Regions from separate parts of the Homo sapiens genome. Here all the other regions are linked to region 3. A link is an interaction called in ENCODE POLR2A ChIA-PET data of the cell type or tissue named here. Cell type or tissue: MCF 10A. All regions are shown on one strand. Each heading gives the region's core, and the rest is flanking DNA. Links, peaks and the distances in the headings are about the cores only.

Region 1 (7,051 bases), core at 581-5,580, 1.5 Mb before region 3:
TTCTCTTGTATCTTGTCTCTAAGGACAACCCTGGCAGATAGATGGCTTCCATTTTGTGGATGGGGAAACAGAGGCCCAGAGAGTCTGGGTTGGGCCCCCAGGGCTGAGGCTCACTCTAAGCTAGGCTGGCGCAGCCCTGCCCAGCTCCCTTCACAAGTTCCAAGATGACTTGGGAATTAGATGGGAGTGTGCTGAGGGCTGGGGACAGCCCCCTGGTACCGGCCCCATCCCAAACCCCAGGTCTGACCTATGGACACACCACTGCATAATCACTGCCTGCCTGGGTCCCAGCTGGCGCCAACGTTCCTGGATAGCATCTCTTCTGTCCCGCAAACAGCCCTTGGGATGGGAATACCTCATGCCTGTGACTCAGGTGGGGAAACAGATAACTTGGAGGATAAGGTTGTTTACCCTTCCCTCCACATGCATATACTGTACAGACAGTCCCCAGCTTACAATGATTCAACTTAGGATTTTTTGACTTTAGGATGGTATAAAAGTGATAAGCATTCAGTAGCAACTGTACTTCAAGCACCCAAACAACCATGCTATTTTTTCACTTTCAGTATAGTATTCAGTATATTACATGAGATAGTCACCAAGTTCTTCTTTTTATTTTTTGAGACAGAGTCTCACTGTTGTTGCCCAGGCTGGAGTGCAGTGGCGCAATCTCCGCTCACTGCAACCTCCGCCTCCCGGGTTCAAGCAATTCTCCAGCCTCAGCCTCCTGAGTAGCTGGGATTACAGGCGCGCACCACCATGCCAGGCTAATTTTTTGTATTTTTAGTAGAGACGGGGTTTCACCATGTTGCCCAGGCTGGTCTTGAATTCCTGACCTCAACTGATCCGCCTGCCTTGGGCTCCCAAAGTGCTGGGATTACAGGCATGAGCCACCGTGCCTGGCCAAAATATTCAACAAGTTCTCATAAAATAGGCTTCATGTTAGGCGATTTTGCCCCACTGTAGGCTGAAGTGTTCTGAGCCCATCTGAGGTAGGCTAAACTAAGCCATGATGTAGGTTAGGTGTATTAAGTACATTTTCTTCTTTTTTTTTAATTTTTAATTTTAATTTTTTCCCCTTGTCTCCTCTCACAATCTTCTTTTTTTTTTTTTGGAGATAGGGTTTCGAACTGTTGCCCAGGCTAGAGTGCAGTGGCATGATCTCGGATTACTGCAACCCCCACCTTCCAGGCTCAAGTGAACCTTCTGAGCAGGTGAGACTACAGGCATGTGCCACCATGCTCAGCTCATTTTTTAACGTTTTGTACAGATGGGGGCTCCCTATATTGCATTTCAACTTACAATGTCTATGAGGACATAACCCCCCTCTGAAGTTGAGGAGCATCTGCACTTGATCCTTTCTTTTTTCTTTTCTTTTCTTTTTTTTTTTTTTTTGGAGACAGAGTTTCGCTCTTGTTGCCCAGGCTGGAGTGCAATGGCGCGATCTCGGCTCACCACAACCTCCACCTCTCGGGTTCAAGCGATTCTCCTGCCTCAGCCTCCTGAGTAGCTGGGATTACAGGTGCCCGCCACCAAGCCCAGCTAATTTTGTATTTTTAGTAGAGACAAGGTTTCTCCATGTTGGTCAGGCTAGTCTCGAGCTCTCTACCTCAGGTGATCTGCCCACCTCGGCCTCACAAAGTGCTGGGATTACAGGCGTGAGCCACCTCGCTCAGCCTTGATCCTTTCGCTCTCCAGAAGAACTTACTAAGTGAGGTCATGTGCAAAGAAGAGGCCAAGAGAACTTGACATTTTCCATTTGAGGTCACCCTTTTCACCTTTCTTTTCAGAAGAAAAGTGTGATATTGTGTTTCTGGGGTAAAATAAGGGGTAGCTAAGCCAAATTACTTTATTTTTCCTTGACTACTGGGCTAAATCCTCCTGACCTTCCTGGAGGAGGAGGCTGGGAAGGGGCAAGTTTCAGCCAATGTAGCTGGAGAATTTGGCCTTTCCTCCCTGGCCCCAGGCAGTAGGGGGTCATTTGAGGGCCTCACAGCCCTAAAAAAAAAAAAGCTCCCATTAAAATTTTTTACCTTATCTCCGGATGAGGTTATAAACCCAGTCACGAGACAGGGGCAGGACTGAAGTCAGAAAACCCTGTCATATGACTTTAACCTTGCGTATAATTGTTTTGATAACTCCATTTTGTTTATTTATTTTAAAATACATCTGTATCCTCAAACACGGAAATGTTCCCGGCTTTGGAGCCCCTTTCCCCCAGCTCACACACACTTTGGACCCGGCAGCCTTCTTCTCCATCAACCCTTATTGGCAGCCTGGCCCAAGCTTCACCCTCCCCCATGCACCCACCCCTCCCCCTGGCTACTTCCAGGTTCTCTGTTGGGGCCATAAATGCTCCAGGAGATGTAAGTTGGCTGCTGCTTCCACTGGAGGCTGAAGTGCTGATGAAATATTCAAGGATCTCAACTCTCAAATTCCCTGGGGGCCGTGGGATGGGACTGGGAAAGATGGGATGAAAGTACAAGGCCAGGGGCCGCTGAGTCCTGTCCCAGTTCTCAGCCAGGTGGAGTCCAGCGCTTAAAGACCTGGGAAGCAGAGAGGGCCGGAGGGCGAGAGGCGGGGGTGGGGAAGGGTCTGTTTGCATAATTGATGGCTAGAGGCTCTAGGTGGTGCCATCCGCTGGTCGGCTTAGGGGAAGTAAGGCCTGAGTCTGGGACCACCCAGAGCCACCCCCTCCCCCAGCCCTGGCTGTCTAACTCCAAGGTTTTCCTGGGGTCACACCTCTGAGCTGACAAAATCAAGCTGGCAAAATTGGTTCTCGTCTCCTCCCTGACTGCAGCCCGTCTTTGCCTTCCTTGGGGTGGAAAGAGACCTACATTGGTGGGGGAGGTGAACTGGCTGGCAGAAGACCAAGGTTCAAGTCCCAGCCCTGCCAGGAATTTTCTTGTGTGATCTTGGGGAAGTCCCTCTCCTGGCTCCAGCCGCAGTTTCTTCATAGATGCAGGGAAAAGGGGGCTCCGCTTAGACTATGCCTTCTTCCTCTTCCCAAGGCTCTCCACAGGTCAGGGAGAAATGGCTGCCTCCAGCCGTGTGTGCGCGTGAGAGGGATGGCCTCTCCGTGGGAAGCATGCCTTGTCAGGGCAGGCATCTCTCCTGGCTTGTGGAAAGAGGGAGGAGCGGGACAGGCTGGCAGGGCAGGTGGGGCCCCAGCTGTGTCAGCCTGTGCATGGAGTCGCCCAGACCAGGAGCAGGAAGCGGGTGACTCAGGTCGCAAAGGCTCGGCTACCCCTCCCCACTCAGGAGGAGGGTGTTGCTTAGGGAGTTGGTGAACCAGCTCTGGAGCCCGATCTAGATGCCACCGGTCCTGGAGTTTCAACTTGCGGGGCTTGGGGTGAATAAGGAGGGGCAGCCTGGGACAGGCATTCTCTGGAGAGGTTTCGACAGACCCTCCTCCAGCCTCTCCCTCCACCACCACTGGCCGCTGCTATCTCACCCTGGCCTGTACTATTTCTGGCCCGTCCTATCTCTGTTTTCTTGTCTCCTGTTTTCCTTCTGACATTCCATCCCCACCCACACGCCTTGCAGTGAAGTGTCGCTGGAGCTACATCTGTAATTAAAAGACACACGCCCACAGGACCAGGCTGTGGGCAGCCTCTGGCCTCAAGGCCCCTCCCCTGGACACAAGGCAGGAAAAAAGGCAGGAGTCCATCTCCCCACAGCCTCCCTCCAGAGCCCTGCAGCCTCCTGCTCCCTTCCCAGCTTCTGGCCATGCTTGGGCCCACTCCAGCCAGCAGAGTTTGGGAGCCTGCAGGCTCTTCTGCAGCTGTGTCCTCCCCGAGCCCTGAAGGGGGCCTTCTGAGTAAGCCCCCACCCCCAAAGCCAGTGGGCAGGGCCAAGAGCACAAATGAGGCCTACATGCCATAGATCTAGGTAAGTTACAGAGCACACTCCCAGGCCAGTTGTGGTGACTCACACCTGTAATCCCAGCACTTTGGGAGGCCGAGGCGGGTGGATCACTTGGGGTCAGGAGTTCAAGACCAGCCTGGCCAACATGGTGAAACCCCATCTCTACTAAAAATACAAAAATTGGCCGGGCATGGTGGCACGTGCCTGTAATTCCAGCTACTTGGGAGGCTGAGGCATGATAATCACTTGAACCTGGGAGGCGGAGGTTGCAGTGAGCCAAGATTGCACCACTGCACTCCAGCCTGGGCAACAGAGCAAGACTCTGTCTCAACAAAAACCCAAAAAAACAAAAAATGGAGCATGCTCCTGAACTGCTAGGTCAGATATACCTTGACAGTTGCACCCCCGCGATGACCTGAAAGTCCATGATGGAGTCCCAAGTTCTCACTGTGTCAGGGCATGGCAGCCCCATGGAGAACGGCTCCTCCCTGGCCCCCAGCCAGGGCCTGGACTATTTCCCTTTCCTTAGCACCTCTGGCTCTGCCTGCGCCACAAGGTCCTCCAGCCCTTGCATGGAGATTTCCTAGCGCGCATCCATGCTGCCTCTATCTCCCCACCCCAGCAATAACTGCCCTTTGTCATGTCCCTAGTTTGGCCCAAGTGTGTCCATGCACAGTAGCACTGGTGCCGCTGCTCCTGGGGAGAAGGACCAGAGTCAGCGACCTGCAGGCCTGGAAAGTAGGGTCAGTGTTGGGCAGGAATTCCAGAGTTTCTGGTGCTGGTCCCTGGAGTGTGGTCTAGAAGGAATGTGAAGTCCATGTAGGCTCCTCTGTCCCTTTGCCCCTGTGTGGAGGGGGCAACCCCAGGAGGGCCAGAGTGGAGGCCTTTTAAAGGCCAGGATCGGCCAGGCATGGTGGTTCAGGCCTGTAATTCCAGCACTTTGGGAGGCCGAGACAGGCGGATGACGAGGTCAGGAGATCGAGACCATCCTGGCTAACACTGTGAAACCCCGTCTCTACTGAGAAAAAAAAAAACAAAAAATTAGCCAGGCATGGTGGCACGTGCCTGTAGTCCCGGCTACTCAGGAGGCTGAGGCAGAAGAATCACTTGAACCCGGGAGGCGGAGGTTGCAGTGAGCTGAGATCGCACCACTGCACTCCAGCCTGGGTGACAGAGTGAGACTCCAAAAACAAAAAACAAAAAACAAAAAACAGGCCAGGACCTGGAGAGAAACTGGGTGTAAAGATGGCTCTGGCCAGGTGTGGTGGCTCACACCTGTAATCCCCACACTTTGGGAGGCTGAGGTGGGAGGATCACTTGAAGCCAGGAGCTCCAGACCAACCTGGGCAACATGGTGAGACCTCATCTCTACCAAAAAAAAGAAAAAAAATTAGCTGGGTGTGGTAGCGGCTGTGGTCAGCTACTCAGGAGGCTGAGGCTAGGGGATCCCTTGAGCCCAGGAGGTTGAGGCTGCAGTGAGCTGTGATTTCGCCACTGCACTCCAGTTCTGGCAGCAGAGTGAGACCCTGTCTCTGAGAAAAAAAAAAAAAAAAAAAAAAGGCTGGCTTTGTCCCTGGGCTGAGAGATGGCTCATACCCAAGGTGCCTCTAGCTTTCTGCATTGCCTTTCTTTCAAGTCTGCCATCCGGGAAGAACCTCCCGTTGTGTGATTTCCTTTTCTGCTGCTGCAAAGCGCGGGGAAGAGGCTACTGGGTGATGAAAATGTACCATCATCAGCCTGAAGTTTGGCAACCCAGCTGGTCACCCTGGGCTCCCCTTTATAGAAGTGGTTATGTCTTAGGCTACCTGAGGCTGAAGAGGCAGGAAGAAGGGTGTGTGTGTGTGTGTGTGTGTGTGTGTGTGTGTGTGCGCGCGCGTGTATTAGAGAAAGCTGGTGTTTGTGTATCTGAATCTGCACCCGCAAGTGTATATCCCTGAGGTGTGAGCATAGAAGGTTGTGTGTGTGTGTGTGTGTGTGGCTTGTGTACGTCTAAATTTCTACCTGTCTCTGGGGAAAAGGCCCCCATAGAATAAGGACTGTGGGTTTTTTTTCTTTTTTTTTACTTTTGAGCTGGAGTTTCGCACTTGTTGCCCAGGCTGGAGTGCAATGGCACGATTTCTGCTCACTGCAACCTCTGCCTCCCGGGTTCAAGCGATTCTCCTGCCTCAGCCTCCTGAGTAGCTGGGATTACAGGTGTGTGCCACCACGCCCAGCTAATTTTTTGTATTTTTAGTAGAGATGGGGTTTCTCTGTGTTGGTCAGGCTGGTCTCGAACTTCCGACCTTGGATGATCCACCCGCCTCGGCCTCCCAAAGTGCTGGGATTACAGGCATGAGCCACTGTGCCCGGCCCTAAGGACTGTGTTTGAATGGAGAACAGAAACTCTTCCATCTCCTTGTATGGCCCAGAGGCCTCGTGGAAGATGAGGGGGGTTGTGAGATAAGGAGAGGACGGTGGCCTGGTGGTCCTGGACACTGGCTGATGGTGTGCACCCTCCCCTAGAAAAGAGCCTCCCTCCCACCAGTCCCTCACTGAACCTCTCTGCGCCAGTTACTTCTGTCTCTGCAGCAGCTTGAGATGGGCCATGTGGTACCCTTATATTCTCTACTCTGAAGCACTAGCAAGCTGCAAGGTTGAGTTACCCATATGTGTTTTTGGCAGCCCATGGACTCTGCTTCCACTGAGCCCTGGGCAAGAGGAAGGAATTGAAACTGCAGGAATAGGAATTGAGGCTGGACATTAGAACAAGGAGACAGGGGCATTCACCATAAGGGAGGCTGCAGGATCTTCTTTCCTGGACATTTGTCAGAGAATTCTTGCCTTTAAAGGTTTGCAGGCAGGGGACTGGATAAGATGACCTTGCGGCCTTTTCTTCAAGTTCAAGCTACAGGGGAGACTGTGGTCACAGAAACCCCCATCCTATCCCTACATACCTCCTTTCACAAGAGACCAAATTGCCTGTGCAGACAGCTGAGTCTAGGAAACATCATTTCTGATTCTATTCTGTATTCTCAGATACAGATGAATCTCAGTGCCTGCCAGGCACATAGTAGGTGCTTAAAGAGAATCCCTTGATCTGGGAGGAGAGACTCAGCTCTAATCCCAGTCTTTGCCGCTGCTGTGGTGGTGCTTCCACCAGTCCCAGCCTGTGTGTTTAGCTCTGGGGCTGGTGTTATGCAACATG
Region 2 (7,713 bases), core at 1,314-6,313, 130 kb after region 3:
GAGGACACAGCTACCAGGATGAGGGAATCCTCACGCCCCGCGGGCTCCTCTGAATATTGAAGTTTCTCCGTCACAGAGCCCAGAATGTCCTGCACAGATGCTGAAAGGCGGCTGCGTATGGTCACATAAGAGTGGTCAGGCATGTATACACGGCAGAAGACTGGACGGAAACAGGAAAATGGCTTTCAACAGAGGGCAGAGTGGCAGCAGCTGGCACAGTCTCCTCCAGGGTGCCTCTATTCCCCACCAGAGGCTGGCCTCTGAAGAAGGTCCTGTGAAAGGGGCTGGTTCTACCACCCAGGGAGATGCCACTGAGGGTGCTCAAGACCCAGAGATATGTCCCCCTGAGCCACTCAGGACACCCTGCCCCTCCTAATGCCCACACTCACTCTCATCAGAGCCCCGGAAGGCCACCCGGGTCTGCAGACAGGAGTCTATCCGGCGGAAGTGGCGGAAGAGTGGCTTCACCTGCTTGCTGGGTGGCTGGTTCTCCTCTGGAATCCTGGCATGGACACAGCTGGGCATCAGCACGCCCTGCCAGGCATATGGACAACCAACACCAAGCAGGCAACATCAAGCAAGAATATCAGAATTGGGTCAAGGATGCACCAGCAGCAATTTCAGGTGGTTAAGGGGGTCAGAAGAGAGGACAATGAGCAGTATGGGATAATTATCCAAGTAACCCTAATCAAATGCCACCTCTTCCATGAATTCTTCTCTGATCCACCCCACCCACCAGGAAGGTCACTTTCTTCTCTCAACTACTATAGAACATTGGGATAATGTTTATGTTCACCTCTTATCTCTTCTATGAGATTGAGAGCTCTTGAGGACTGGGATTTGGTTCTTACTGAGTATCTTTTCATCCACCAGGGCCTAACACACTGCTTGACACATGGTAGGTAGTAGGTCAGCAGCTGTTTGCTGAATTTTGCTGAAAAGAACTTCACAGTCTAGGAAGGAGATAGACAGGCATACAGCTACTTCTAATACCAGGCAGGAGGTGTTGATAATATAACAAAGGTACCAGGAGAGTTATGCTGGTGTGGGGGAAGAAGAAAGCTATTCCTAAAAGGAAGATCTGGGAAGTTTTCATTGAGAAGATGGCATTTGACCTGGGCCTTGGAGGAAAGCAGGAAGAGAAGGAGGTGGAGGCCAGGTGCAGTGGCTCACACCTGTAATCCCAGCACTTTGGGAAGCTGAGGTGGGCAGATCACTTGAGGCCAGGAGTTCAAGACCAGCCTGGCCAACATGGTGAAACCCCGTCTCTACTAAAAACACAAAAATTAGCCAGGCGTAGTGGCGTGCACCTGTAATCCCAGCTACTTGGGAGGCTGAGGCAGGAGAATCGCTTGAACCCGGGAGGGGGAGGTTGCAGTGAGTTGAGATCACGCCATGCACTCCAGCCTGGCAACAGAGCAAGACTCCATCTCAAAAAAAAAAAAAAAAAAAAAAGGCCAGGCGCGGTGGCTCACGCCTGTAATCTCAGCACTTTGGGAGGCCAAGGCGGGCGGATCACGAGGTCAGGAGATCTAGACCATCCTGGCTAACACGATGAAACCCCGTCTCTACTAAAAAAAATATAAAAAATTAGCCGGGCGTGGTGGCAGGCGCCTGTAGTCCCAGCTACTCAGAAGGCTGAGGCAGGAGAATGGTGTGAACCTGGGAGGTAGAGCTTGCAGTGAGCCGAGATCACACCACTGCACTCCAGCCTGGGCGACAGAGCCAGGCTCTGTCTCAAAAAAAAAAGAAAACATGGTGGGAGGAGGGCATTCTGGGGTGGACAATATAACCGACCATGGGAAGTTCGAGAGCGCAGGAGTTGAGGTGTCATGGATGGAGGGGATGTAGGAGATGAGATGGGAAGGATCAGCAGAAGGCAGAAAGGGAAGGGTATTGAATGCTGGGATGTTTCACTTTCTCTTGGAAGCATGGGGAGCAGGGATGCCTTTGGAACAGGAGCATGAAAGATCTCTCTAGTGTCAGCACAGAGAAGGCAGAGAAGGATGCTAGACCACAAGCTGAGGCCTCCCTAAGGGTTGTGGTGGTGGGGACAAGAGAAGAGAGAAACTAAAAGGGCAGAATGGATTCATGGATGGATGGATACAGTGGTGTCCTGAAGCTGGTTCACACTGGCTCACAAGAGCATACTGTTAAGTTCTGGGGAATTTTACCAACTGTTTTTTAAAGAGCCATTAAAATATAAATAAACAAATATATCTCCATATATAAATATATATGTTTTATAAACTTATAGTCAGGCCAGGTGTGGTGGCTTACACCTAGAATCCCAACACTCTGGGAGGCCAAGGTGGGAGGATTGCTGGAGCCCAGCCTGGACAACATAATGAAACCGTCTCTATTAAAAAATAATAATACAAATTAATAAATAATACATAAAATTTATAATCAAATAAGTTGTTACCAAAAAAACAGTTTCCTTCCTGTTTTCACTACTTTTTTTTTTTTTTTTTTGAGACAGAGTCTTGCTCTGTTGTCAGGCTGGCGTGCAGTGCTGCAATCTCGGCTCACTGTAACCTCCACCTCCTGGATTCAAGCAATTCTCCTGCCTCAGCCTCCCGTGTAGCTGGGATTACAGGTGTGTACCACCACGCCCGGCTAATTTTTGTATTTTTAGTACAGACAGGGTTTCACCGTGTTGGCCAGGATGGTCTCGATCTCTTGACCTCATTCTGCCTGCCTCGGCCTCCCAAAGTGCTGGGATTACAGGCATGAGCCACCACACCCAGCCCACCTCTTTTTTTTTTTTTTTTTTTTTTTTTTTTTTTTTTTGAGACGGAGTCTCGCTCTGTCGCCCAGGCCGGACTGCGGACTGCAGTGGCGCAATCTCGGCTCACTGCAAACTCCGCTTCCCGGGTTCACGCCATTCTCCTGCCTCAGCCTCCCGAGTAGCTGGGACTGCAGGCGCCCGCCACCGCGCCCGGCTAATTTTTTGTATTTTTAGTAGAGACGGGGTTTCACCTTGTTAGCCAGGATGGTCTCGATCTCCTGACCTCATGATCCACCCGCCTCGGCCTCCCAAAGTGCTGGGATTACAGGCGTGAGCCACCGCGCCCGGCCTTTTTTTTTTTTTTGAGACGGAGTCCACTCTGTCACCCAGGCTGGAATGCAGTGATGCAATCTTGGCTCACTACAACCTCTGCCTCCTGGATTCAAGACATTCTCCTGCCTCAGCCTCTTGAGTAGCTGGGATTACAGGCATGTGCCACCATGCCTGGCTAATTTTTGTATTTTTAGTAGAGATGGGGTTTCACCATGTTGGTCAGGCTGGTCTCGAACTCCTGATCTCATGATCTGCCTCTCATGATCTGCCTGCCTCAGCCTCCCAAAGTGCTGGGATTACAGGCGTGAGCCACCGCACCCGGCCTTTTTTTTTTTCTTTAGAGACGGAGTCTCGCTCTGTCACCCAGGCTGTAGTGCAGTAAGGTGATTTCAGCTCACTGCAACCTCCATCTCCTGGGTTCAAGCAATTCTCCTGCCTCAGCCTCCTGAGTAGCTGGGACTACAGGCACGTACCACCACCCCCAGCTAATTTTTCTTTTCTTTTTTTTTTTTTTTTTTTTGAGACAGAATCTCACTCTGTCGCCCAGGCTGGAGTGCAGTGGCATGATCTCAGCTCACTGCAACCTCCACCTCCTGGATTCAAGCAATTCTTCTGCCTCACCCTCCCAAGTAGCTGGGACTACAGGAGCGCCCTACCACGCCCAGCTAATTTTTGTATTTTTAGTAGAGACAGGGTTTCACCATATTGGCCGGGCTGCTCTCAAACTCCTGACCTCATGATCTGCCTGCCTTGGCACACAGCCTTTTTTTTTTTTTTTTTTTTTGTAGTGGAGACAGGGTTTCACAATGTTAGCCAGGCTGGTCTTGAACTCCTGACCTTAAGTGCTCCACCCATCTTGACCTCCCAAAGTGCTGGGATTACAGGCATAAGCCACCTTGCCCAGCCATTTTACTACCTTTTACTACATCTACTGTATGGTGGAGATACTACATAACAGCCTGTGCTGCATGTCTCTTCCCAACTCCTCTTTCAGTGTTGTCACATTGGTAGCTTGAAATCAGCCATGGTGACAGAGTTTACACTGTAGGAATCAGCAAAAGCTACAAATCAGGGCTCTTTCTCCTGCAGCACTGGTTGTTAAATATTTACCAGTACACCACTGGATTATCAGACAAATGAATGGGAGAATGGACAAAAAAGTGACTGGAGACAGTGCTTTGTGCCACCCTTCAGTGAGAGAAAGGAGCTGAAATAAAACCATATTGGAAGCCAGACACAGTGGCTCACACCTGTAATCCCAGCACTTTGGGAGGCTGAGGCAGGCAGATCACTTGAGGCCAGGAGTTCAAGAACAGCCTGGCCAACATGGTGAAACCCATCTCTACTAAAAGTACAAAAATTAGCTGGGCATGGTGCACCCCTGTAATCCCAGCTACTCAGGAGGCTGAGGCATGAGAATCACTTCAACCCAAGAGGTGGAGGTTGCTGTGAGCCGAGATCGCACCACTGCTCTCCAGCCTAGGCGACAAAGTGAGACTCTGTCTCAAAACAAACAAACAAACAAGCAAATCCATATTGCAGCCAATAGGCCAGAGGCAGCCCCTGTAGTAGAGGAACGCAGGGGACCACTTTCCTGTTCCCGCCCCTGCCCCACTCCCCCTCACTTTAGTTCCACCGTCTCCACCAGCTGGTGCAGCCTCAGAGTGTCCTCTCGGAGGCCCTGGTAAAGGGACTCGTCCTTCATAATTAGCAGGTATAGATCCTGGAGAGAGGAGGACAAAGAAGGTGAAGGAAGGGGTCTCATTCCAAGGGCTACTCTCTGCAGGGGCCGGGCAAGGTCTCCATACCTTTAAGCACAGGAGAGCCATATAAGCTAAGGCCCCCTGGCATCTCTTCCTTCCAGGTACCCAGAATGAGAAGTATGGCTCCTTCACAGGGGCCCCCTTCCAGAGCTAATAGCCTGTTTACCCACCTTCTCTTCCCCCAGGCCCACCTTGATGATGTGGCCGGCCCCCTCTTCCTCTTGAAGCAGCCCCTGGTAGGTGTCCAAGAAATGGAGAAGCATGGCTAGACAGGCTTGCTTCCGGCCCAGCCCTTCAGGGCCCTCCATGCCTCCTGCCCGAACAAAGCTGACCCTTAAGTTAAGAAAAATCCCTACGCAAGCAGACCTGAGGAATTGAGAAGAAAGATGGGAGGCTAGGCTGGGCGCAGTGGCTCACGCCTATAATCCCAGCAGTTTGGGAAGCTGAGGCGGGCGGATCACCTGAGGTCAGGAGTTCGAGACCAGTCTGGCCAACATGGTGAAACGAAGACTCTACTAAAAATACAAAAATTAGACGGGCATGGTGGTGTGCACCTGTAATCCCAGCTACTCTGGAGGCTGAGGCACAAGAATCGTTTGAACCTGGGAGGCAGAGGTTGCAGTGAGCCAAAGTCGCACCATTGCACTCCAGCCTGGGCGACAGAGAATGACTCTGTCTCAAAAAAAAAAAAAAAAAAAAAAAAAAGGCAAAAAAAAAAAAGGCCAGGCGCGGTGGCTCACACCTGTAATCCCAGCCCTTTGCAAGGCTGAGGCAGGTGGATCACTTAAGGTCAGGAATTTGAGACCATCCTGGTCAACATGGTGAAACCTCATCTCTACTAAAAATACAAAAAATTAGCTGGGAGTGGTGGCGTACACCTGTAATCCCAGCTACTCGGGAGGCTGAGGCAAGATAATCACTTGAACCCGGGAGGCGGAGGTTGCAGTGAGCCGAGGTCAGGCCATTGCACTCCAGCCTGGGCAATAAGAGCAAAACTCCATCTCAAAAAAAAAAAAAAAAAAGAAAAGAAAAGAAAAGAAAGATGGGAGGCTAAATTGCCCCCAAGTATTCTCTAGATTTGGGGCCAGAGAGAAAGGAGTTTCGGTGGTCCTGAAGCCAAGACCTCCTCATGCCCCAGCCCAGGCTTTTGCTTAGAGTAGGTAGCGATGACCACTTGACCACATCCAGCTCCTGCAGGTTAGACAGGTTAGATTTTCACTTGAGGATACCCTGCCCAGACCCATCCAACCTCTGACCAGCCCAGGGCCTGGAGCTCACAGTGCGCCTAATAAATGCCAATGGTGTTTACCACAAACCTGACTATACCTCACTGGAAGGCCTGATGTTTCTAAGACAGCTTGTTACTTTTATTTATTTATTTATTTATTTATTTGAGAGGGAGTCTCACTCTGTTGCCCAGGCTGGAGTGCAATGGCATGATCTCAGCTCACTGCAACCTCTGCCTCCTGGGTTCAAGCGATTCTCCTGCCTCAGGTTCCTGAGTAGCTGAGATTACAGGTGCCTGCCACCAAACCCGGCTAATTTTTTGTGTTTTAGTAGAGACGGAGTTTCACCTTGTTGGCCAGGCTGATCTCGAACTCCTGCCCTCAAGTGATCCACCCGCCCCAGCCTCCCAAAGTGCTGTGATTAAAGTCATATGCCACCGTGCCTGGCTGGGAGCCTGTAACATTCTACTCAGTGGTCTGACATTTACAATTAGGTCCTAAAATAACTCTGTGAGAGGCCCATGCTTACATGAGACCCTATGAATAGCCCATCCAGTGGCTCCTCTCTAGCGGACCCTACTGAAGCACAACCATGGCCTGATGTTTACATCAGACCCCATCATAACTCACTGGGCAACCAGATGTTTTAGAGCAATAATTCAGTGGGGATAGAGGTGCCCTTAGTAGAATAATAACACCTTGGCTGGGCGCAGTGGCTCACGCCTTTAATCCCAGCACTCTGGGAGGCCAAGGCAGGCGAATCACTTGAGGTCAGGAGTTCGAGACCAGCCTGGGCAACATGGTGAAACTCCGTCTCCACCAAAAAATACAAAAAGTAGCCAGGTGTGGTGGTGTGCGCCTGTAGTCCCCAGCTATGGGGGAGGCTGAGGCAGGAGAATCGCTTGAACCCAGGAGGCAGAGGCTGCAGTGAGCCAAGGTCGCACCACTGTACTCCAGCCTGGGTGACAGAGCAAGACTCCATCTCAAAATAAATAAATAAATAACACCTTTCATTTGTACAGGGCTCTGCAGCCTCCAAAGCACTCCCACATCTGCTATCAGACTGATCTTCATAGCAGCTAATAGATAGGCAGGGCAGGTGCTATTTACCTCCATTTTACAGAAAAGGAAACTGAGTCCCCATGAGGTTAGGTAATCTGTACAAGTCACACAGCTGATGAGTAGAAAAGCTGGGACTGAAACCCAGGTATGTTTTCTTTTCTTTTTTTTTTGAGATGGAGTCTCACTCTGTCACTCAGGCTGGAGTGTAGTGACGCGATCTCGGCTCACTGCAACCTTTGCCTCCCGGGTTCAAGTGATTCTCCTGCCTCAGCCTCCCAAGTAGCTGAGATTACAGGTGCGTGGCACCATGCCTGGCTAATTTTTTCTATTTTTAGTAGAGATGGTGTTTCACTATGTTAGCCTGGCTGGTCTTGATCTCCTGACCTCAGGTGATCCGCCTGCCTCAGCCTCCCAAAGTGCTGGGATTACAGGTGTGAGCCACTGCACTCGGCCCCAGGTATGTTTCCTAGGGGAGAGTTTAGGCTCTGAGATTGCATGTGGGACGGAGGGAGTGGCTCCCTTCTGACCTCTCCTTTTCCAAACTCCACAAAAGGATATTACTGGTGTAGCTCCTGCAGAAATTTCTCCGTCGGGAGGA
Region 3 (7,713 bases), core at 992-5,991:
CAGCCAGAGGGTGGAGAGGGGAGTAGAGGGAGGAAAGACAGCAGGCGTCAGAGAGAATGTTCAGCCAAAGCCCTGGGAGCCGGGGTATCAGTTGCCATACTCCTTTCCCAAAACCCAGTAAGTCAAGACAACACTGGTCATCTTGCCAGGGGCCCTGCCAGCTTCCCACACTCCCAAAACTACCGACACAAGATGGGTGTGGGTACTGAGCAAGCGGAGATTACCCCGCTTATTTGTCGCAGGGACAGGATTACCATCCCCAGATGCCTATCACCCCAGATCCCAGGCAGTGCTCCCAAATATTAATAGACCCCACAGAGGTCAAAAGAAACCACCCCTCCAGCCTAGCCTAAGTCCTGTCCTGCCCATGCTTCCAAGAGGACTGGAAACTGGGCATTGGGGTTTGTATTTTGGGACAGGCCCCACCGTCACATCACACGGTTCTGAGGACCATCCCACCTGAGACTGGAGTCTGAGCAAGGAGTGGCCTGGAAGAAAAGGTCCCAGAGGGCAGAGTCAGCTTCCAAGACTAAATGGTTTAGGGGAAGGGGCGCGCATTAGCTGGGGTCTGGGTGAATGTCCCCAAAACAGACCTGAGGGGCCACTCAGACAATGTCCTCTCCCCCATACTTAGATGGGGTGGCAGGAACCACGTCATGGCATGTGTGGGTGACTGTGCCCAGCGGGGGAGGCACATGGGTGATCAGGATGGGGCTGCCCACAGCTGGCTTCCTGCCAGGCTGCCTCAAGGTTGGGAGTAGGAAGGGGACTAAAAAGGTGTCCCAGGGTGGCAGCCGGTGCATTTAGGGTCAGACTGAAGGGATAGAGATTTAGGGGCTATAGGAAGGAGGATGTGGCCAGGATTAAGCCATTTCAACCCCAGGATCTTCTCAGAACTGCCACTGCATCTGTGCCACCGTCGCCAGTCTGATGGTGAAACCCCTGCAGTGACACCTCATATACACTCAATCACACCCTCAAAATCCTTGCAAATCCAAGATCCTCAGCTCCCAAGAGGCTACTCCAGTCTGACCCTCCTGACCTCTCTTTCAGGACACCACATGGTCCAGACTCCCAGGCAGTACTGATGTCCCAGCTCCCTCCAGCATACCATTTTTCACAGCCACAAACTCCCTGACTCCACAACCACCCCCTCTTATTCCTCCAGGAAGAAGCATCATACAACCAACTCCAAATATTTTTTCTCTTGTTCCTTCCCCCAGCCTCATCTCTACCCGCCCCCCCCGGCCCCCTCCAGGGGAAGCCCCAAGGCTCCAAGCCACCCCCACTCCAACCCGGGGCTTCCCCGGCACAGCCTCTTCATGGAGCCCTGTAGGAGAGTTTGGGGCCTGAGGTCCAATTTCCTAGCAAGACCTGGAAGGTCCTTACAGAACCACTTCCCCCAAAACAATCTTGCCCTATGAAGACTGCAACCAGAGAAGGGTATAAGAGACATCCCAGAATGTCTTGGCCAGGAAACTGAGGAGGGGGAGTGTCAGGGGCAGAAGTGATCCTTGGGGTAAGCAGCAGGGGGTGGGGGGGTCGGGGGGTGTTCTCAGAAACAATCCTTTCCAAGAATATCTACATACACATATGTGCACACAGCCATCAGACAGAAGGCAACCTGGTTACAGAAGACAGAGCCAGAGGGGGCAGGAGGTACCCTTCCAGGCCATCACACTGGGCATCTGATCCAAGACAGGATGGAGGGTGCAGAAACATCTCCAAGGCTGGGGAGCTCTTCTGTCTGGTTTCCGGGTTAGTTGGTCCCCATCCCCACCCTAGCACACTGGAGGCCTGTCTTTCCTTTCGCAAGGAGCAGCCTGACAATAGGCCAGTGCCCAGAGAGGAGATGAGGGGACATAGCCAAGCTCATTTCCCAGCCGTCCCCCCAACCCCACAACAGGCTCACACACACATCTGGCCAGCAGCTTCCAAGCCTCGTGGGTGGCACCAGGTCCCAGACACCCTCAGCAGAGCAAAGTCGACAAGTCAGTCTATTCCGTCTTCCCCTCACCCCAAAAAGTTCCCACACCCCATGGTGGCACAAGACCCAGGAACACCCCTACACACATACTGCATTGGCTCCCGCACCCAATTCTGACGGTTCCCCTCACTCCACGGGGGACACCAGCTGAACCGGCCCGGCCCCCGGCCGGCTCCCTCTGGTGGGAGTGGGCCCCCTGGCTGATTCTCCCCAAACCACAGGGCAGCTCAGATAACAGGAGGGAAAAAGAGAGGGGGCTAGTCCGTTGAGCATCCGATCTCTCCCCAAACAGGTTTGAATTCAAGTCTTTTTGTTTTGCTTATCATTAAAGAGAAAAAGAACAGAAGTTCCCAGCGGCGGTTCTGCAACAGCTCGAGCGCGGGGGACACGCGCAGCAGACGGCCCCAGACGCCTCAAGGCTGCGCGCGAAGACACGGCGCAGGCAGACTCACAGACGGGGCTCCCCCACCCTGGACACGGCGGCAGCGAGTTGGGAAGCCCAGGAAACCCCGGGTTCCCGTCGGAAGCCTCCCGGTACCCAGTCCCCTCCCGCAGCACCAATCTGGGGCAGGACATGGGGCCCCGACGCCTGCGGGAACCAGGGGCTCCCCAAAATCCCCAGGGGAGGAATTACCTCGCAGCGGGGGAAGCAACCCGTTCGGGGTGCCAGCGAGCACAGCGTCTGCCCTAACCCGGCGCCCTGGTGCTGCTCGGCATCAGGGTGCGGGGTCCCGGGAGAGGAGCCGTCCAGGGGGCCGCGGCTCAGGGGCGCGGGGCGATGGCAGCGGCCATAGCGAGTCACGTGCGGAGGCTGAAACTTTACCCGGAGCCCCAGACTGAAGGGGCGGAGGGTACGGAGCAGAGGTAGGGGGAGGCCCTGTCCCTCAGGCCCGCCCCTGCCCGCCCACCGACCAATCACCAGTCAGGGGCGGATCTACAGGCTCACGCCCGCCCCCGCCTCTCCTTAATAGACCTCGGGAAGGGCGAGTCTTAAAGGAGCCACTCCTAGTTGAAGACTGGACCGTGGGAATCCGGGAGAATCCCTCCCTCAGACCCAGAACCGAAGATTCAGAGCAAGAACGGGGTGAGGTTCTGCGGAAAGAATGAAAATAGCGCTCGGTGGAGAAGACCGCAGCGTGTGGTATCCTACACTCCTTTCCCCCCAACCACACACACACCCACACCTAAATCTGAGAAGTGAGGCGGCGGCGTAATATGGAAGTGAGTGCGGTGACTCCTGCCCTAGCTGTCAAGCCCCTGAATCCTATAATTATAATCCTCTTCTAGGGACCAGCTGGAACTGAGAGCTGTGTGACCTTGACCAAGTCACTTCCCTTCCCTGGATCTTAATTATCTCAGCTGCAAGAAAAAGAAAAAAAAAAAAAGAGTCCAGGAGTAGATCTCCCGCAAGTATATCTCTTCTTTCCCCAAACACCTCTGCAGCTCCAGTGGGTCCTAGGAACCCTGGCTCAACCCAACCCTCCCAGCCCCCTTAAAGTACTCTTCTCCTCAAAGGGCAAGACTTTTGGATCTTCCAGTAGGGGCGCCCAGGAGCACCCCTCCGTGCTCAAAGACTCACACTCAAGCTTCTCTCTCCCGAACAAGTCTGGAGAAGCCAGGAAAGCTCTTTTTCATGTTCCAGCTGGACAGGATCTGAATCACCCTCCATCTGAGAGACCCCCAGTCCCCAATACAGTCATGACCCCCCTCCCAGCCTGCAGCTCTGTTTGGGAGGATCCTGTCCCCATCGCTAGCAGTCCACTGGCGGGCTTAGGGGGAAGCAGAATTGCTTAGAATACTCCCCTCTCGCCCTGTTCCCAGGCAGAGAAGTGGCCACAAGTGCCCCCACAGAACTTCCCACTGGAAGGGGAAGTGCTGCACTCCCAGGCCTCCAGCCCAGTGAGGAGACTCTCAGCCTGACCCGGTGGCAGAGCTCTCAAACCCACTGGTCCGACGGACCCCGCTTTACAAACAAGGAAAGAGAGTCCAAGAGCAGGCACTGGGTTTTGTGCACAGTCGCACCGGTTGCAGAGCCGGGTCTAGAATTGAAGTATCTGATTGTCCCTGGCTTTAGCCCAAGAGCCATGGTAAGGTAGGACAAGCCAGGATGGCGGGACCCTTTGCCCTGAGGGCCGGCGCACGGGAAACTGCCCCAGCAGTGCTGGGCCGCGCTTCCCCAGGCCCCTTCCCGCCTGCTGGGCCGGAGCTGTCTCCCGCTCCCGTCTGGATTTCCGTCCGCCGGTGCGAACCTCCCGCCCAGCCCCTCCCGCCCTGTCCTGTCCAGATTCATCCGCAAACATGCGCTCAGCCGGCAGGAATGCGCCAATGGCTCCCAGATGTGGACGCCACCGCTTAACCCCTTACCCCCCAGCCGCGCTCCCCCAAGGGCCTTCCAGCCTGAGCCCCGCCAACAGCAGGGAGCTCTGCCCAGGTGAGAACCAGCCCAGGACTGGAGTCAGCGCCAGCCCGCCCCTAGTGCCCACGGACACCTCCCAACCTAGATCCTACCTGTCTTCCTTCCTTGAGGCTGGAGGGGAAGGCTCATGGACACAAGAATGCAAGCATGCATGCACACAGCTACACTGCCTCCCAAGTGGGACGACCTTCAGGTACACCTGCCATCATAGGGTCAGGCATCCTGGTACAAATGCATTTCCACGTGCACATTCAGGGCAGGGATGTGTACATCCCCGACGCATGTATGCACATCCACGCATGAACAAGTACATCCAAACACATTTGTGCACAGACAAGGGCATGAAGCAGAGGGTGGGGCACACTTCTGCACAGACACAGAAGTAGCCCCATGTGTGGATGAGGGAAGAAATTCATACACACAAACCCACCCCCCGCAGGGGTCAGACACTCAAACAAGACCAGCACCCGTGTGTACAAACACAAAGCATGCACATCTTTGGGGCATTTCCTTCCTGTCCAGGGAAACCAGTACCACCTGTCCAAGGCCCAGCCCTACCCAAGCTTGACTGCAGAAGGCAGGAGAGGTCCCCAGGTGGGGGACCAGGAGTCTTCAATCTGCAGCAGCAGTTGAACTCCAGCTATGCTGGGCTCATAACAGGGCTTCCACCACCCCCTCCCACCAGGGACTCTGATGCAGGAGGAGAGAAGGGTACCCAGGGAGCAGCAGGAAACTAGCAGAGAGAGAAAAGCCACAGGCTCGGGGCGCCTCACTCTAAGAAGGACACTCCTTGGGGCCTACTGTTTCCCTGCACACAGGAGATAGGCTGGGGGAGGAGTCTGAGCCCCATCCCTCTTCAAACTAGAGGAAGTGAAGGAAGAGAGTCTGGACAGGTACCAGGGCCAGTGGCAGTTCTCAGTAGTCAAAAGAGATAAAATATAGCTCTGAGACACCCTAGGAGGGCCCACACTTCTAGTACAACAAGGCTGTCTTCTCACAGCCTGTGGAAACTCCTGAAGAACAGCATTAAGTGATACTCCGAAGAGATGATGAGAAGCAATTGGCCCTCCAAGACCATGGTGCGGGAGTTTGTTGGAACCAGCTCCAGCTGACTCCTCTTCCCCTCCCAAGCCTCCTAGCTCATCCCAAAAGGAGCTCCTCCCACAAGTACCTTAATAGTCCCACTCCATTTGATTCTCACAGTCCTGAAGGGGCAGGCTCCTGTTGCCATTGTAGAGATGAAAAAACTGAGGCTCAAAAAGAAAATTGCCTTCCTCAACGTCATACAGCTTGTCAATGGCAGGGCTGGGATTCAAACCCAGGCCAGGTATGGTGGCTCACACCTTTAATTCTAGCACTTTGGGAGGCCAAGATGGGACGCCAGGAGTTGCTTGACTCCAGGAGTTCAAGACCTGTCTGGGCAACATAGCAAGACCCTGTGTCTTTTTTGTTAAAATAAATAAATATATACGTGTGTGTGTGTGTGTGTGTGTGTATATATATATATATATATATATATATATATATATATATACACATATAAGCATATATATATATATATATATACATATAACCCAATCAATGTTCCCTCCTCAACTCTTTCCTCCCCTACTTACTCCAAATCAAACATGTATGACTCCACTCTGTGCCCTGCTACCTTTTCCTTCACCCCTTAGTGGATCACAAGGGAGAAGCGCCATCCTTGCCTGGCTCTGCAGGTTTATGGGTGGGGCCAGGACATGCCAGAGAGAGATCAGAGAAGACACTGGGGGCTGCACACATAGCCCTCCACCCCCACCACAAGCCTGGTGCCCACCTGCCTAGCAGGCATGGCTGGGTGACTCAGCTGCATCCGGGGGAGATGCCAGGGCAGTGACTCACCTACCGAGAAGAGCTGAGCCTGGCACCTTGCCAGCCCCAGGACAGAAGTGACTTAGTCACCACCAAGACTGTGATGCCCAGCAGGCACAGCCCAAGGATTGCAGACAGGGGCAGACTGTCCCTCCATGGTTACATGCGCCCCCTGGCAAAGAATGGGCCTCAGCATTCTGGGGCCAGCAATGTCTGTGCCAGCCCCTGCCCCCTCACCACTGCCCACCCCCACCACACCAGGCCCCGCTCCAGTGCCAACAAGTTTTGTGAGACCCCTGTGCTGCCCTGCCCCCACTGCAGCCTGCCCATCACTCACCACCCACTCTCCCACCTGCCCCACCTCCTCCTGCCACCCAAGTTGTACCCAGGCTGTGAGTCTCCTTTAACATGTCCTGGCAGCACTCCCTGCCCCCACAGCCCCTCTCACCCTCTCCCCTCATATACACATGCACTCAAACACACTTCTGCCAGCCTTGCTTCTGCCAGCAGCTGCTGAAGTTGTTGAGCAGGAGGGAAATTGGGAGGGTGGGGTGCAGGGATTGAGTTACCAGAGCTGATGGGGTGGGCTGTCACCCAATCCCTTCCCCAGCTCGTCCCCACCCCCACCCCACCCCTCCACCCGCCATATCCCTCACCCACCTGCCTCCCTCCCTACCTCTGGCTGGCAGCCTACTGCCCTTTAAGCCCGTCCACCCAAGCTAGAAAATAAATGTTCAAGAGTATTTGTCATGTTAAGACCAGCCTAGTATATGAGAGAGAATGAGACAGAGACCAACAGAAAGAATAATTCCTGTGCTCAGTGCTCTGGCTACAACCACTAAATATGTGTATGTTGAGCCAGAAGGGGACTGAGCAACTCCGCAAGTCCCAGAAGAGTTGGTGGGGCCCAAGGAGAGTTGACAGGCTAAACAGCCTCAATCCATTTGCACTATTGATTTCTCACACACTGCAGTAGGCTTGATGGGGGGTATGATAAATCAGCCCCCAAGAGACACAGAAACTGCGTAGAGAGAAGGGGAGGGGCTTCTGAACCACAATTGGTGGTGCACCATGACTTGCTTGGTGCGTTGGGGGTGGGCAGCAGAGGAATAGGAGATGTTGAGTGGCATGAGGCAGGGTAGGGGAGAGGGTGTTGGATTAAGGCCTGTCTGGAACACCTCCTTCCAGGTGGGTCTGAACTAATTTGAAGGAAGAAGGTGGGAGACAGATGCACCACGTGTGGCTACACAGGCAGGGCCTTGAACAACCCCAGGGGGTGCCATTCACATCATAGTCTATGGAATGGTTCCCCCTGCAGCTGTGCAGCATGGTGGCCTGTGGGGAGAGCCTGAGGCAGAAGACAGAAAGCAGACTGAATTCTGAGGGACCACAATTCTCCATTGAGTTTTCTCCCCATACACACCCCAACTTGCCCCAACTTTCCCTGCCTCCAGGCCTC

What was found. Peaks named below come from ENCODE experiments on the same cell type or tissue, not always from the same donor. Only the 100,000 strongest peaks of a DNase experiment are listed, where the experiment ranks them.
Region 1: POLR2A ChIA-PET joins it to region 3 with 6 read pairs; 1 of 35 experiments calls an interaction of 5 or more read pairs at or near these places.
Region 2: POLR2A ChIA-PET joins it to region 3 with 5 read pairs; 4 of 35 experiments call an interaction of 5 or more read pairs at or near these places.

What each region holds. Positions count from the first base shown.
Region 1 is chr17:41,789,493-41,796,543 of GRCh38, reverse strand. No RefSeq gene overlaps it. Among named protein-coding and RNA genes, the nearest start is that of JUP, 6.3 kb to the right of the region's middle. RefSeq lists enhancers at 3,020-3,683, 4,348-5,011 and a cis regulatory region at 3,015-3,868. In MCF 10A, for the core only: no CTCF peak of the experiment used is centred there; DNase peaks (open chromatin) are centred at 2,903, 3,233 and 3,553.
Region 2 is chr17:40,181,655-40,189,367 of GRCh38, reverse strand. It overlaps RAPGEFL1 (Rap guanine nucleotide exchange factor like 1), which reads right to left. Exons shown (of 15, transcript NM_016339.6): 2 at 7,674-7,713; 3 at 5,019-5,154; 4 at 4,690-4,787; 5 at 390-502; 6 at 1-160. Among named protein-coding and RNA genes, the nearest start is that of RAPGEFL1, 8.0 kb to the right of the region's middle. In MCF 10A, for the core only: no CTCF peak of the experiment used is centred there; a DNase peak (open chromatin) is centred at 3,807.
Region 3 is chr17:40,313,357-40,321,069 of GRCh38, reverse strand. The region is part of intron 1 of RARA (retinoic acid receptor alpha); the gene reads right to left. LOC105371934 (a long non-coding RNA gene) reads left to right here. Exons shown (of 2, transcript NR_189654.1): 2 at 2,319-5,877. Among named protein-coding and RNA genes, the nearest start is that of RARA, 8.0 kb to the right of the region's middle. RefSeq lists enhancers at 1-19, 715-764, 1,235-1,284 and silencers at 2,896-3,005, 3,371-3,580. In MCF 10A, for the core only: a CTCF peak has its summit at 3,524; DNase peaks (open chromatin) are centred at 2,909, 3,539 and 4,259.